Linked DNA regions of Homo sapiens: region 2 is linked to region 1. The links are chromatin loops, found by intact Hi-C in ENCODE. Cell type or tissue: Panc1. All regions are shown on one strand. Links, peaks and the distances in the headings refer to the core of each region. The heading gives the core; the rest is flanking DNA. Region 1 overlaps PHF14 (PHD finger protein 14). Region 2 holds the start of LOC124901590 (a long non-coding RNA gene).

Region 1 (7,676 bases), core at 2,091-4,590:
ATAGCCCTGAGACATGTTTCTGATTATGTATAAATTAGATTTTGTTTCCACAACTAATTTAATGCAATAAGAGAACTTCTAATTAAAGAAGTGTTAAAGTGACTCTCATATGAAAAAATTACACCATTTTATTCATTCTTCAACTCAGTACTTTTAATTTTGGATATTAAAAAAGTAAGCCTGCTAAATTTATATTAAGAGCCTAGATTCTATTACATTTCAAAGTGTCTATTATTTTGAGAGGCAGTACTGTAAAATGAATGATTAAGTATGAGGATTTATAACCATTCTGCTGAGTTGTATTAGTCCATTCTTGCATAGCTGTAAAGAAATACCCAAGACTGGTAATTTACTAAGAAAAGATATTTAATTGACTTACGGCTCTGCAGGCTGTAAGGGAAGCATAGCGGTTTCTGCTTCTGGGGAGGCCTCAGGAAACTTCTAATCATGGCAGAAAGCAAAGGGGGTAAAGGCATCTTATGTGGCAGGGGCCAGGGGCAAAGAGAGAGATGTGAGAGATGCTGTATACTTTTAAACAGCCAGATCTTCTAAGAACTCACCATCATGAGAACAGCACCAAGAGGATGGTATAAACCATTCATGAGAAATCTACCCCCGTGATCCAGTCACCTCCCATCAGGTCCCATTTCCAACATTGGGGACTATAATTCAACATGAGATTTGAGTGGGACACGTATCCAAACTATATCAAGGTTTTAAACCTTCTTTTGTTATTTGTGAACTCTGCTTTTATCTTGCCTGTGTTTTACCTTCATTATCTATAAAATAGCAATAAACAATAGTACCTACTCCATAGATTGTCTGGATGATTAAGTAATACCGTACAAGTAAAGGGCTTGGCACAGTGGACAAAAAATGGTAAAGGCTATATATATGCAAATAACAGCAACTCTGATATAACATATATAGTGCTTATTGTGTTTGTCAGTCTGTTTACATTGCTATAAATACCTGAGGCTAGCTAATTTATAAAGAAAGTAAGTTTATTTGGCTCATAGTTCTGCAGGCTGTTCAAGCAGCATGGCACTGACATCTGCTTCTGGTGAGGTCTCAGGAAACTTACAATCATGGTGGAAGGCAAAGGGTGAGCCAGTATATCACATAGAGTGAACAACAGAGAAAAGAGGAGGTGTCAGGCTCCTTTAAACAACCATCTTTCATGTGAACTAACAGCAAGAATTTGCTTATTCCCATGGGTTTAGTGCCAAGCATTCATGAGGGATCTGCCCCTGTGGTCCAAACACCTCCCACCAGGCCCACCTCCAATATTGGAGATCACATTTCAGCATGTTATTTGAATGGGAGAAACATCCAAACTATATACTTTCACTCCTTGCCCCCCCTCCCCAGTTTTATCTTCTCCACATTGCAAAATACAATTGTCCTTTATTAACAGTCCTCCAAAGTCTTTACTCACTCCATCGTTGATTCAAAAGTCCAAAATCCAGTGTCTTACTGGGGACTCAAGGCAAGTTCCTTCCATCTATGAGCCTGTAAAATCAAAAACAAGTTATTTACTTCCAAGATACAATGGTGGTACAGACATTGGGTAAACATTCCCATGTCAAAAATGAGAAATTAACCAAAAGAAACAGGCAGTAGGCCCCCACATATTTCTAAAACCCAGCCAGGCATACATTAAACCTTAAAAGCTTCAAAACAATGTCCTTCGATGCCATATCCTGCATCCTGGGCACACTAGTACAATGGGTGGGCTCCAAATGCTTTGGGCAGCTCTGCTGCTGTGGCTTTCCAGGATTCAGCCCCCTTGGCTGCTCTCATGGGTTGGAGTTAAATGCCTGTGGCTTTTCCAGGCTCAGGGTGCAAGCTGCTGGTGGCTCTACCATTCTAAGGTCTGGAAGGCAACAGCGCCCTTCCCACAGCTCCACCAGGTAGTTCCCTGGTAGGGATTCTGTGTGAGGGTTCCAACTCCACATTTCCCTTCCGCACTGCACTAGTAGAGGCTTTCTGTGAAGGCTCTGTCTCTGTGACAGGCTTTTCTGCCTGGACACCTGGGTTCCTCTGAAACCTAGGTGGAGGCTGCCAAGATTTTTTCACTCTCGCATTCTGTGCACCTGGAGGCTTAACAGCATGTGGAAAACACCAAGGCCAGATTGGTGGCCCGAGCTAGCTGTACCTGGTGATGTGAGCTGTACCTGGGGCTCTGTGCATCAGCTGGAGCTGGAGCAGCCAGGATTCTGGGAGCAGTGTCCTGAGGCTGAGCAAGGAAGCAGAGCCCCAGGCATGGCCTCTGAAAATGTTATTTTCTCTTAGACCTCTGGGCCTGTGATGGGCTGCACTGCCTGGAAGATCTCCAAAATGCGTTCAATGCCTTTCCCCCATGTCTTGGCTATTATCATTTGTCTCTTTTTTAGTCATGCTAATCACTTTAGCAAATGGTTGCTCCACAACCACCTTGAATTCCTCTCCTGAAAATGCCTTTCCTTTTTTTTCTTTTTTTCTTTTTTTTTTTTGAGACAGAGTCTTGCTCTGTTGCCCAGGCTGGAGTGCAGTGGCACGATCTCAGCTCACTGCAAGTTCTGCCTCCCGGGTTCATACCATTCTCCTGCCTCAGCCTCCTGAGTAGCTGGGACTACAGGCGCCTGCCACCACGCCCAGCTAATTTTTTGTATTTTTAGTAGAGGCAGGGTTTCGCCGTGTTAGCCAGGATGGTCTCGATCTCCTGACCTCGTGATCCGCCTGCTTCAGCCTCCCAAAGTGCTGGGATTACAGGCATGAGCCACCGTGCCTGGCCCCGTTAGTTCCAACTTTAAGTCATTTCCTTGCTCCTGTATCGATTCATAGGCTGTTATAAGCAGCCAGGCCACATCTTAACTGCTTCACTGCTTAGAAATTTCTTCTACCAGAAACCTGTGTTATCACTCTTAAGTTCAAACTTCCATAGATCCCAAGAACATGCACAAAATATAGCCAAGTTCTTTGCTAGGGCATAATATGGGTGACCTTTACTCCAGTTCCCAATAAGTTCTTCATTTCCATCTGAGGCCTCATCAGTCTGGCCTTTGGTGTCAATTGCTATCAGCATTCGGCCACAACCACTTAACAATACTCTAAGAAGTTCCAAATTGTCCCTTGTCTTCCTGTCTTCTTCTCAGCCCTCTAAACTCTTCCAACCTCTGCCCATTACCCAGTTCCCAAGCTGCTTCCATATTTTCAGATATCTTTTTTTTTTTTTTTTTTTAGATGGAGTCTTGCTCTGTCACCCATGCTGGAGTGCAGTGGCATGATTTTCGTTTACTGCAACCCCCATCTCCCAGGTTCAAGCAATTTTCCTGCCTCAGCCTCCTGAGTAGCTGGGACTACAGACACATGCCATCACACCTGGCTAATTTTTTGTATTTTTAGAAGAGACAGAGTTTCACCGTGTTGCCCAGGCTGGTCTCAAACTCCTGAGCTCAGGCAATCCTTCTGCCTCATCCTCCCAAAGTGCTGGGATTACAGGTGTGGGCCACTGCACCTGGCCTTTCAGACATCTTTATAGCAACACTACACTTCTTGGTACCAATTTTCTCTGTTAGTTGATGTTGCCATAAAGAAGTACCAAAGGCTTGCTAATTTATAAAGAAAAGAGGTTTATTTGGCCCACGGATCTGCCGGCTGTACAAGCAGCATGGCACTAGCATCTGCTTCTGGCAAGGCCTCAGTAAACTTACAATCATGGCAGAAGGCAAAGGGGGAGCTGGCATATCACATAGAGCAAGCAAGAGAAAGAGGAGGAAGCATCAGATTCTTAACTAGCTTTTGTGTGAATTAACAAGAACTCACTCATTCCCATGGGAAGGAAAGAGGTTTTTTTTTTTTTTTTTTTTTTTTTTATTATTATGCCATTCATGAGGGTTCTGTTCCCATGACCCAAACACCTCCCACCAGGCGCACCTCCAACACTGGAAGTCACATTTCAACCTGAGATTTGGAGGAGACATATATCCAAACTATATCAATATGTATCAGGTATCTTATATACATGTATTAAGTCATTTAGATACCCTATGAAATAAGTATTAATATCTCCTTTGAATTGATGAGGAAACTGAAGAATAGAGCTTAAGTAACTGCTTAAAAGTTGCATAGCTAGGCTGGGCGCGGTGACTCATGCCTGTAATCCCAGCACTTTGGGAGGCTGAGGCGGGTGGATCACGAGGTCAGGAGATCGAGAGCATCCTGGCTAATACGATGAAACCCCGTCTCTACCAAAAAAAATAAAAAAGTAAAAATTAGCCGGGCATGGTGGCGGGCGCCTGTAGTTCCAGCTACTCGGGAGGCTGAGGCAGGAGAATGGTGTGAACCCGGGAGGTGGAGCTTGCAGTGAGCCAAGATCGTGCCGCTGCACTCCAGCCTGGGCAACAGCGAGAAAGTTGCGTAACTAGAAAGTGTTGGAACTGAGATTCAGAGTTAGGCAGTCTGGCTACAGAGTCCATGGTTTTAACCTCTATAGTCTCAGCATAATTTACATTTGAACAGTGTGGTTGGTAAAACTTTCTTTGATAAATGTAATTTGTTAAAGGCTAAATGGTGGCATCCCTTCCGTGATCATACCTGCTGTTTTATTTTCTTTATTTTATGGTTTTCAATGATATATTTGTTGTTCTTTGAGGCTTCAGTGCTATAACCTCTATTCTTATAAGTATGCTGTTTAGTTGTATTTAATATTATTTTTTTAAAATGTACTGTCTGCTTTTTAACTTTAGATGTCATTGGATTTTTTATATTTTATTTTGAATGAAGACCATCGCACAGATTGGGAACTGAATCTTCTTTAGAGATGCTTATCTTGGATATTTTTTTCTTTTTCTTTTTTTTTTTTTTTTTTGAGGCAGAGTCTCACTGTGTAGCCCAGGCTGGAGTGCAGTGGCGTGATCTCAGCTCACTGCAACCTCTACCTCCGGGGTTCAAGCAATTCTCCTGCCTCAGCCTCCTGAGTAGCTGAGATTACAGGTGCACACCACCACACCCGACTAATTTTTGTATTTTTGGTAGAGATGGGGTTTTGCAATGTTGTCCAGGCTCATCTCTAACTCCTGTTCTCAAGCAATCCGCCTGCCTTGGCCTCCCAAAGTGCTGGGATTACAGGCATGAGTCACTGTGCCTAGCTTTCAAATATGGTTTTTTTTTTTTTTGGCAAAATTACACCTTTTTCAGATAATTCTAAGATATGTTAGTATCTCAATGGTATATTAATATAATACTAATATATATGTTGTACTTATGTTGTATGTGCACATATTAAAATGCCATGTGTCATGTTTAATTCATATATACTACATTTAATACTATCTATATTTATGAAAGTTGCTTCTTAGGAAATTCATAGTATGTTACCATCTACACTTTTACTCTTTTGGTCGTTAGTAATGTTCATTATGGTCATCTATTTACTAAATGCTTTTGTAGTCCCTTTGTCTTGTCTTAAAGATCAACACATATTATTGCTCTAATTATAAATTGAAGAAACCTCTGAATATATAGGCATAATTATGTAAAAATGTTAGAAACGTAAGCATTTGAATTAACCAGTAGTGCAAAGAAAAAAAAAAAGCCAGATTCAGCCGGGCGCAGTGGGGCTCATGCCTGAATCTCAGCACTTTGGGAGGCTGAGGTGGGCAGATCACAAGGTCAAGAGATGAAGACCATCCTGGCCAACGTGGTAAAACCCCGTCTCTACTACAAATACAAAAATTAGCCGGGTGTGGTGGCACGCGCCTGTAGTCCCAGCTACTCAGGAGGCTGAGGCAGGAGAATCACTTGAACCCAGGAGGCAAAGGTTGTAGTGAGCCCAGATCGCGCCACTGCACTCCGGCCTGGCAACAGAGCGAGACTCTGTCTTAAAAAAAAAAAAAAAAAAAAAAGACAGATTCAAGCACACTGTATTTGCATTTTGTGAGTATGATTTGGAGAACAGATATACCTCGTACATAGTCTCTTGTTTGCCTGTGAGCTTAGAGGTTGTTTTTATTATCATTATTACTATTACTATATTTTGAGAGGCAGGTTCAGTTAAATGAGTGGAGCAATACAAGGTAATAGACAAAGAATTGCAGTCACTTGAAATTTAGTAAGCTTAGCAAGTAAGAACATTATCTATCTCAGAATCTTCATAAAATAAATGTCAGTTTGTTCCTCAGTTGAGAAGTTTTGCACCATTAAGTTGCTTCTCTCTTCAGCGTGCATGAAACTGAGGCTTAAATTTCAAGAAGATATAACCTCAGAATTACATAACCTTAGACTGATCTTTTTCAAGTATTAAAATGCCTGAGTATATGTGGCATGTGGGTATTTTAGTTCACACTGTGGTATTTGAATAGAAATGCTTTCACATTTTTGTTTTCTGACGAAAGAGAAGAGAAGCTATCTAACCTCATTTTTTCCCCTTATTTATCCTTATTCACTTATTCTCTAGGTGGCATGTGTGTCATTAGCTTAACCCTTATTTTTCCCTTAATATTGTTGACATACATGGAGAGGTTTGTTAACTAGGAAAACCAGGATGATTATCCTGCCTCTTTTCTGGGCAGTGATAGTGCATTTAATATTTATCTTAGTGAATAACAGAATATGAACCTCACTTGAAAATTCGGTCAATAACTAACTAGGAAAAATGGTGGGGAGAGGGCATAGAGCTAAAATTAAGAGGTTGAAATTTTGGTTAAGTCTCTGCCAGGGAGAGGCTGTATAACCATGAGAAATGCAAATAACCTCTCTGCGAGCCAGTTTTCTCATTCATAGAATGAGCAATGCATTAGATTGATTTAAAAATCCCTTTTAATTTTCAAATTTCATGATTTTGTAATGCTTCAGAAGTTAAGAAGAGAAAGAAATTCAGAAATGCAAAGTATTATTCAGGTGTAAGGAATGTGAGTCATTTATAGAATAAGCCTCTCACCCAACAGTGCTATTTTTATTTGTATTATTGACCCATCGTATTTTTAAAGTTTTGTTCTTATTTATATATTTTTTAGACTATAGCTTTGAAAAACATGGGAATTAATTATAACGCAGTCACTTTTCATTTATTACTAATTGAGATAAGTTTGTAAGAAACATTTTGTAGTAGAAAATGTTTTAATCTGAAAAATTTGTCTTTTCCTTTCTGTAAAACAAAGTAAATTGAGCTTTTAAATGGACTAAAATATGTAGATTAATATGAATTATATTATCTACATAAGTATTTTTAGCATTTCTCATATTTATTATCTATGTAGCTACTAATGTATGATATATGGTTGCTTTTTATTTTAATTCTTAAGTGCCTAAATTCCTTCTGTGAAAGTTTCAAGGAGCAATTACATTTATCCTAAACTAAGATGAATTAAGGTTATCAGTTTTTGAATGAGCTCTAACTATTACAATGAACTTAAAAGGATTTAATCTAAACATACCTATATATATAGTATGTGCCCTTTCAAAAGGAGCTTCTTCTAATTCTGCTCTATGTCTCTAGACTGACCTCATGTATTATTAATAAAATATCCAGAATTAGGTTGTCTTTGTGAGATGGCTCGGTAGCTGGCTTTTGCCATGGCATATAAGCTGAGCGGTTATTCTAAATCACATCATTACTTTCAGCCAGATAACTGCTAAAATCACCACATTGTGGTTTCCTGAAAATGCCATAATCTTTCAAATGCCACATTAAA
Region 2 (7,676 bases), core at 5,177-7,676, 270 kb after region 1:
TAGACTCCAGTATTGCTTGGCTTGTTGTTTCTTCCTCCACCTTCAAAGAACGTCCTTCCAATTTCTGCTTTCATCTCTGCTAAAACTGAATCTCACTCTGCCTGTCTCTTATAAGGACACTTGTGATTACCTTTAGGGCACAGTGGATAATCCAGGATAATCTTCCCACCTCAAGAGCCTTAACCTAATCACACCTGCAAAGTTACTTTTGCCAAATAAGGTAACAACATTTTTGGTGATTATTATTCAGCTGATCACAAGTACTCATTCCGTTTCTTGACCTTTTTTGGCCACCATGTTCCAGGGTGCACTAACATCTGAGTACATCTTCTGAACACAATTTATATCCCCAAATTAAGATATTTGTATAGGCCAAAGCATTTGTCTGCATTTTAAAACTTGTTCTGAGGATGATTCTGTCTTTGTCAAGATGACAGACCTATACTGTATAAAATTTAGACCGCTTAGTTATCGTATTTTTCTGCCATAAGGAATAGAGAAAACAATGCCAGTTGAGAGAGAAGCAGGGGCGGGGGGAGAGGGGTGGGGAGGAGAGAGGGAGAGAGAGAGAATGAATATGATTGAAGAACATATACAGCAGAGACGGGGGTGCGAGACCTACCATGATCCTAATGCCATTCTTGAGGCCCATCTACCGTCTGAGTTTCTGCCCTTACCTTGGTCTGCTGGTCAAGTCTTCCTTAGTTTCTGCAAGACACTTTCACATCTTAACAAAAATTTTATTTTCTTCTGTTAAGCCTGATTTTGTTGCTCTCAATTAAGAGCCTTAGCAAATGTAAGAATATAAATATTGAGAGAGAACATGGCTGTTATCAGGTTAGGAAGGCCAAGACTTGTAGATAAGAATCAAACTTTGCATCCCTTGACATTGGATATTGGGCAGTCTCCGGGCTGACAACTGGGAGGTGAGACACAGCTTCCAAGACACTTTGTTAATGTGTCTTGTAAATGGTTTAGAAAAGTCTAGGTGTTATCTAGTAAGAGCAGGTGATTTTGACAACCAAAAAGTTGGGAGGGGAATATTTGTGGCATTAACAGAATGGTTTTTTCTATTTCTTGAAGCACTGTTACTTAATCTCTTAATATTAATATCTTAGTTCAAGGTATTTTAGCAAAAGGACAGGTATTTCATTAGGAACAGTCTGTTAAAGTAAAGAAAGAGGACAACATGGAGAAGCTCCTAACCTCCTTGAAAGTCCCTAATTACAAACAACATCCTTGAAGTTGTTTTGGAGATTTTATTTAGAACTCAGGTAAGCAGACTTCCAAAGGCCATATGGAAGAACTTTCTTGATTCTCACTTTTCAGTTGCAAACCTGTCTGAAAATGTTTCCAATTTAAAATAACGTTAATAATCCCTTAACTGGCAACAGATAGCCAGCCAGAGGAAGAATGGGGAAGAAAAGGTGCCTCGGGAGAGGGGGCTGACAAGGGTAATTGTGGCGGAGGGGGCAGTGACAGGATTCCCATTCCTATGGTTTTGTCTAGGGTTGGCTGCCCCACTCATAACCATTTCATATGTCTAATGCCCAAGGGTGGAAACCTATATTCTTTCAAACTTGATGAACAGCAATCAAGTTTTGTTTTTAATGCATATAGTCTACCACTTCAGTGGGATTTGAGAGACTTTCAAATTGAAGAGGAAAATTTAGCTGGCATACCTAGTATCAAGTCTGGCAGCATGTATGACACCCTTCTTAACCCAAGAACTACCTGATTTATCAATGTCTAACTTTCCAGACTTCTCGGGAGTCAATCAGTAATCCCCACCTAATGCAGAATGAATTATAGCATCTAGGACACTGGAAAAAGAAAAGAAATTCTTATGAAATAAAAGGGATGAAGAAGATTGCCAAAGGGGTTGGGGGCCGTGCCCGTGCATTGGGGATGCTGGTGGGGCAGGGTGAGGGGAGAGACGATGACAAGGAGTTCAAGGCAGCGAGAAGAAGGGGAAATCCTTTGAACAAAATGGCATGACAGCCCACTACATTTTCCCCAGGAGGAGGCTAATCCTCCTTGCAGCATAGAGCAATTTAAGAGTTCTGCTTTTTTCCTTGTTTCCTGTGAGGGATGGAGACTCCTCATTGCTGGGGTTTCATTATAAATGTGACCTCAACTGACATGGCATCTCTTAATAAGGGGCAAGTCCTTCATGTATTTTTGATAGTGCACCAGTGACAAAATCCCTCTCAGTTTAGCAGAAAAATACCGCAAGAGTAAATTGTCAATGACAATATCAGTATACTCACTGGGCTTCAGGGATTAAGTGAATAGCAGCCATGGCCAGACCCTGACATGGCTTCAGGCACTTAAAAAAAAAAAAAAAAAAGCGGTCAAATTAAAGCCACATATATGAGGGGAGGGAAGCCTTCCTACCCCAGCAGGGAGATACCTTGATTAAAGCTCAGTCTGACCTTCCTGCTTCATCTCCACAGAAATTGAGACACATTTCCTAAATGGCAGGACTTTACAGAATCATAATGAGCAAGGACCAGGATGCTTTGCGTTAAATTTCCATCTTCATTCCTGGAGCAGGCAAAGGAGAAAATAAGAGAAGGTCTCTATTATTTGTTATCAAAAGAACAATGCAGCCCTCCCCTGTTTCTTTTGTGCAGAGACAGAATTATCTATGAAACAAGTAATTCATTCCTGGCCCCTTTAGGTAGCTTTTTTTGCACAGCTGATTTCTTAGGTTATTATTACTTAGTGGATGCCAGTAGTTTGATGGGAAATCTCCTTTTTTGAGGGTAATAGGTATTAGTAAATAATTCACCCTGGAAAACAACCCAAGCTTCAGGGAATTTAAAACAAAAACAAAACCCAACAAAACAAATCTGTTTTATAGATAATAAGGGTAAAAAACAGAGGATTTTACTTTTAGGTTCTTTGATGTTTCATTAAATCAAAATTACTTAAATTACAAAATGCTTAAGTAGTCTATGCAGACAGTAAGATTTGAGATTAAAATAACTTTTACCAATTTGGAAAATATATTTACTGCAAAATTCAATTTTTCTTTTTGTGTGTTAAAATTAAAGACAATAAAAACTGAATTCTTATATTATTAATACCCTCCTAACTTTATTTCCATATGAACTATAGAACCTGGCACCTTTTTGGTACTCAGTCAAGATGAAAACATTGTAATTTAATTGCCTTGGAAACAAGGTTCTAAATTGTATAAATATATATATTTTTAAGTTGAAAACAGTACCTCTATCCATCGTATGTTTACATAAGCAGTACATGTTGCTGTAAGTTTTTGGTGAATATATACTCACCCAAGAGAGGAAGATAAATTTTCTGAGGGTAAACAATGCTTAATAAAGAGAAAAATTCTATCAGCTTGTGTAGAATGAGATTACATAATCTCGAACAGCTCTCCACTGTCCCCATTGTCATTTAACACATTCTTTATGCTGGGTCAGGTCTGTGTTCTTGCAAATGATAAGCATGTGTGCAGTAGAATCTCACCTGTGCCTGCATAGAGGAGGAATGTATTCTGTTCACATCAGTGTTCCCAGATGAAGCCAAACATGTTTGTGTTTAGCAGCCATTGGTATGAAAGGAAAAAAAAATCTGGAGTGGAGAACGGAAGCAAAACACACCAACGTACTTTTCAAAACTGAGGACGTGCTGCTCTCTTGTGGAAATCTGTATTGCCAACTTGTAAAGCCTGGGCTGAGTTGCTTATGATTTTCCTAGACAAGACCTGGTTTAAAGTGGTCCACTTTGTCAGAATCTCAGAACCATATCTGAAATTTGAGTGCCATCCATACACAGGATTTCATTCATCATCTTGATGCAGAATCAAATCTACACCTAAAGGCTAGACTTGACCATTGTTCTTTTAAAAATGTTCGTTACATCTTTGTATGCAATAGAGTGTCTGTTCTTTTTCTTCAACCACCTCCTCTTCTACCTGGCATTGGTGTCTTTGAGTTATTGTGAATAGAGTTTAAGGCTTTCTTGATACAATAAACTAGGGAAATCTGGACTTTTTTTTTTTAAAAAAACATAGTTAATTCATGTACAAAAGTTGAAATAAATGGTAGGCAAGTAAAAGTTTAAAAAAATTGTAGCCAACAGCTGAGGAGATGCAAAGGCAATGAAATTATCTTCTGTCTTCCCTCCATTTCCACCTCTGCTTTCAACTGTCCTTTTTTTACTTTAGCCTTTCCCTTGGCTCACAGAAGAGTTGGGATCATATTTATATACTTTGTCCTAACCTGAGATTTGCTGGGTATATTTGCCAATTTGTTTTTGTTGGGTAATTTGTATTCTTTATATATATTCTGGGTTCTAATCCTTTGTCTTGGAGGCACAATGGAAATAACTTCACTCAATCTCTTATATTTTAATTTTGTTATGCCTTTTGCAACAAAGTTATAAATTTTAATATTGCCAAAATTATTAATATTTTCCTTTATGCCTTTTAAGAAGACCTACCAAGTCCCCAGGAAAAATATATCCATTGTCTTATATTTTCCATATCAAACTTCTTAATTCAATATTTTCATTCATTCCATTCATATTATCCCAATGTATGCTTGTATGAGCATCTCTGTTCAAGTACGTATTTATTTTATAGATTTACAGTGGATTTATTGTACACTGAATTTCAAAACATAATACATACAGATTCTTGAACAGGAAATTTTCAGGTACACATTTAGTGCAATATAGATGGACAATTTGGATGATAAAGAAAGTATTTACTTTCTGTTGAAACGAATAACAATATTTGATTAGGTAAAAATATATAGTCACTAAGTTTTTGTAATAGCGTACGTGATGATGCTTGTATTCTATTCCACATTATTCCTAATGATGTGCTATTCAATGGCTTCTTTTTTCTTTTCTTTCTTTTTTTTTTTTTTTTTAGCATTTTGGCATTTGAGGATTATCTAAATTTTTATCATCCTGATTGACTATTTTTTAAAATTAGAAATTCATATCCTAAACTTCAGTCTGACATTCATAATGAGGCAGTCACCTGACACCATTCTCCTACATCTGTGGAGTTGCCCTGGTTTACTAATAAGAATTACAGACAAATATTGTGCTAGATGAATTCTTGAAAGGGGAGACTAAAGAATTAACAGTGTTTTCTAAGAATAAAATAAACAGCCTTCTTGACCCAGTAAATGAATGCCATTAGGTGATTTCTACTCAGTCTTTGTACTAGCAATTCAGTCTCAAATAGTGATGACTTTAGTGGAAGGATAAGGACCAATTATGAGAGACTCAGCGATAGTTCTTTGTCCTTGGGTTCTCAGGTGGTTTAGTGCTGCTGAGTTCATCTGTGGCATTCCTGAAATAACTGAAGCCTGAATTCCATTTCATAACCAGTACTGGAAAAAGTAAGGGTCCAAAGAGGAAAAGCATAGAAAGCCACATTAAGCAGTTACCTGCAATGCTACAGCCTGATGAGAGGCATGAGGTACTGTTACATGTCCTCTCTATTCTGGGCAAAAAGTGTTTTTCAGTTTCAAGTCTTTGTAAGGCTACACTTCCAGCTTTTACTTCAGTCAGAAAGAATCAGTGATGTGATCTCAAACTGCTGGGATTCTGAAATGGCCTAATTTTAATTCAAAGTAGTTTTCTTTAGCATAAAAAGATGAATCATTCAGTTAGCATAAAGTGGTATCTTGGGAGGTATAGGAACATGATCCATCTTCCATCTTGCATTGCTAACTGGTGTCTGTTTATCTTCCCTTCCCCTTCCATTTCAGAGGGCAGCAAAGCAGTTCTGTGCATTTTTAGATCCCCACTTTTGCTTGCCATGCATGTGAGCCATAAGCCAGAGTTGATCATCACAAGGCCACACTGAATCTGGTCCACTCACTGGTGGGGACTGGCTCCATGAGGGCTTGATTAATGAAAGCAAAGCAAGAAAGGGAGTGAGCTATACATCTGAAAATGCATGCTTAATAAAGATAGGAGAGTCTAGTCATTTTTTGTTTCCCCTTATCAGTCTCAGCTGTGATTCCTAAATCTTTCCCCGTTGCTTGTTTATATTTCCTTATTGTAGCGTTTTAAACCTCATTTTACCTTCCCATGGCCTTGCTTTTTCCTAGTCTTTTGGTTAATGTTCAGAAATTACACAATTTCGTTACATGTAGCATCCCAAGACTGCCATCTAGTGGAATAAATTGGTCAAGACAACTTTTTATGGTGATCGTTCCCAAAATTTAAATTGGGCACGGTGTCGCTTGAAACAGAAATTCCTCCTTTCATCACAGTTCAAAGCAATGTCTGGGCTCCAACTTATCAAATTCGTGTAGAGAAACTGAAAACTGCGTTTAATTGTCTAAAATGACTGCTGGATATATAACTATGTTTGCTGTTTTATTAAGTTCTGCAGAGCTTCTGAAGAGTTGTAATATTTGCTGTGAAAAGTGAGATGGTGAAACTAATGGAATAAATGGTTTTAGAAGAAAGGGTGAAATTAAGTGCAGGTGTCTTTCCTGGGAAGGATTAAAAATCACAGAGCCATTTTGTCCTAGAAAAAACTTTTTTCAAAAATACGTCGTCAACCTTCTCATTAACTGTATCACGTGGAGTATTTTCACTGTGACAGATGCTCTTGCAAAGACTAAAGGAACACGTAGCTATTCCTATGGTATAATATAGTATCAGATGGTTTTATTTATGTAATTCACTCATTTTTTTGCATAGATGAATGTATGTAATTATACAAGGGCATATTATTTGGCTTTCTTTGATCATCAATTAGTGATTTTTTTTGGAAGAAATTCGTCCTGATTGAATTCTGTGATTTTAAAATATAATTCTTGATTATAAAAGTAGCACAAGTTCATTACAGATAACTTGGAAAAATTCAGAAATAATTAAAGAATAAACAAGACACCTATAATTTGTTCTCCAGAAAAACCCTTTTTTATTAGTTTTATATATTTTCCTTCTTCAGACTTTAACCTCTTCATAGATGTAATATATTTACAATTTTTCTTTGACAAAATTTTAATCAGTTTGGTTCTTTTTAAAACTGATATTTCAAGATAAACATTTTTTCCACGTGATTCAAGAACTAAATTTTTAATGACTATAAAATAGTTTTCATAGTTTTATATGAGATTTATTTAACCAATTCTAATTACTAAAAGTAGAGGCTATTTCCAAATGTTTTTCTCTTATAAATAATGCCACCTTGAAGTGATGTGTATTTTGTTGAGAGTTTGATTATTTTCTAATGTCAGGTTCTCTTGAAATTTAAGGCTGTGGAGACACAATTCACCTCTCCGAAAAAGTGGAGCAGAGAAATACATTACTCTCCTTTGGGATTCATCAGCATTAAGAACAATGGACAGAAACAGAATTCACAACATTATGTGATGAATGTTTTTCTTCACATTTTATGAAATCTCCTGCTAGCCTTACTCTGCATTTACCTGTTAGACAAGCTCAGCTTTATGTTGTTGGATCACGAATTCCCTAAGAAGTGTGTGTAGAACAGGCTCCTTAATTTCTAGATGTACGTGATATATCTGTGGCTTCTCAAACATCAACTAACAAAGGCCCCTTGGCAGTTTTATTATGAAGAGCCCAAATGGATCCTCTTGTTTTTTATTTAAGTCAATTGCCCATTTTTCTGTCAGAGCTGCTAGGCAAAACAGGCTTGGCAAGTTTAT

The links. Peaks named below come from ENCODE experiments on the same cell type or tissue, not always from the same donor. Only the 100,000 strongest peaks of a DNase experiment are listed, where the experiment ranks them.
Region 2: it touches region 1 in a loop (2.7-fold over the local background); 3 of 110 quality-filtered maps call a loop at or near these places.

What each region holds. Positions count from the first base shown.
Region 1 is chr7:11,071,734-11,079,409 of GRCh38, forward strand. All of the region lies in intron 16 of PHF14 (PHD finger protein 14), which reads left to right. Among named protein-coding and RNA genes, the nearest start is that of PHF14, 100 kb to the left of the region's middle. In Panc1, for the core only: no CTCF peak of the experiment used is centred there; no DNase peak of the experiment used is centred there.
Region 2 is chr7:11,337,853-11,345,528 of GRCh38, forward strand. LOC124901590 (a long non-coding RNA gene) reads right to left here and starts at 3,590. Exons shown (of 3, transcript XR_007060212.1): 1 at 3,496-3,590; 2 at 2,414-2,547; 3 at 1-2,329. In Panc1, for the core only: CTCF peaks have their summits at 6,159 (motif pointing left) and 6,360; a DNase peak (open chromatin) is centred at 6,149; H3K4me3 peaks cover 205 bases.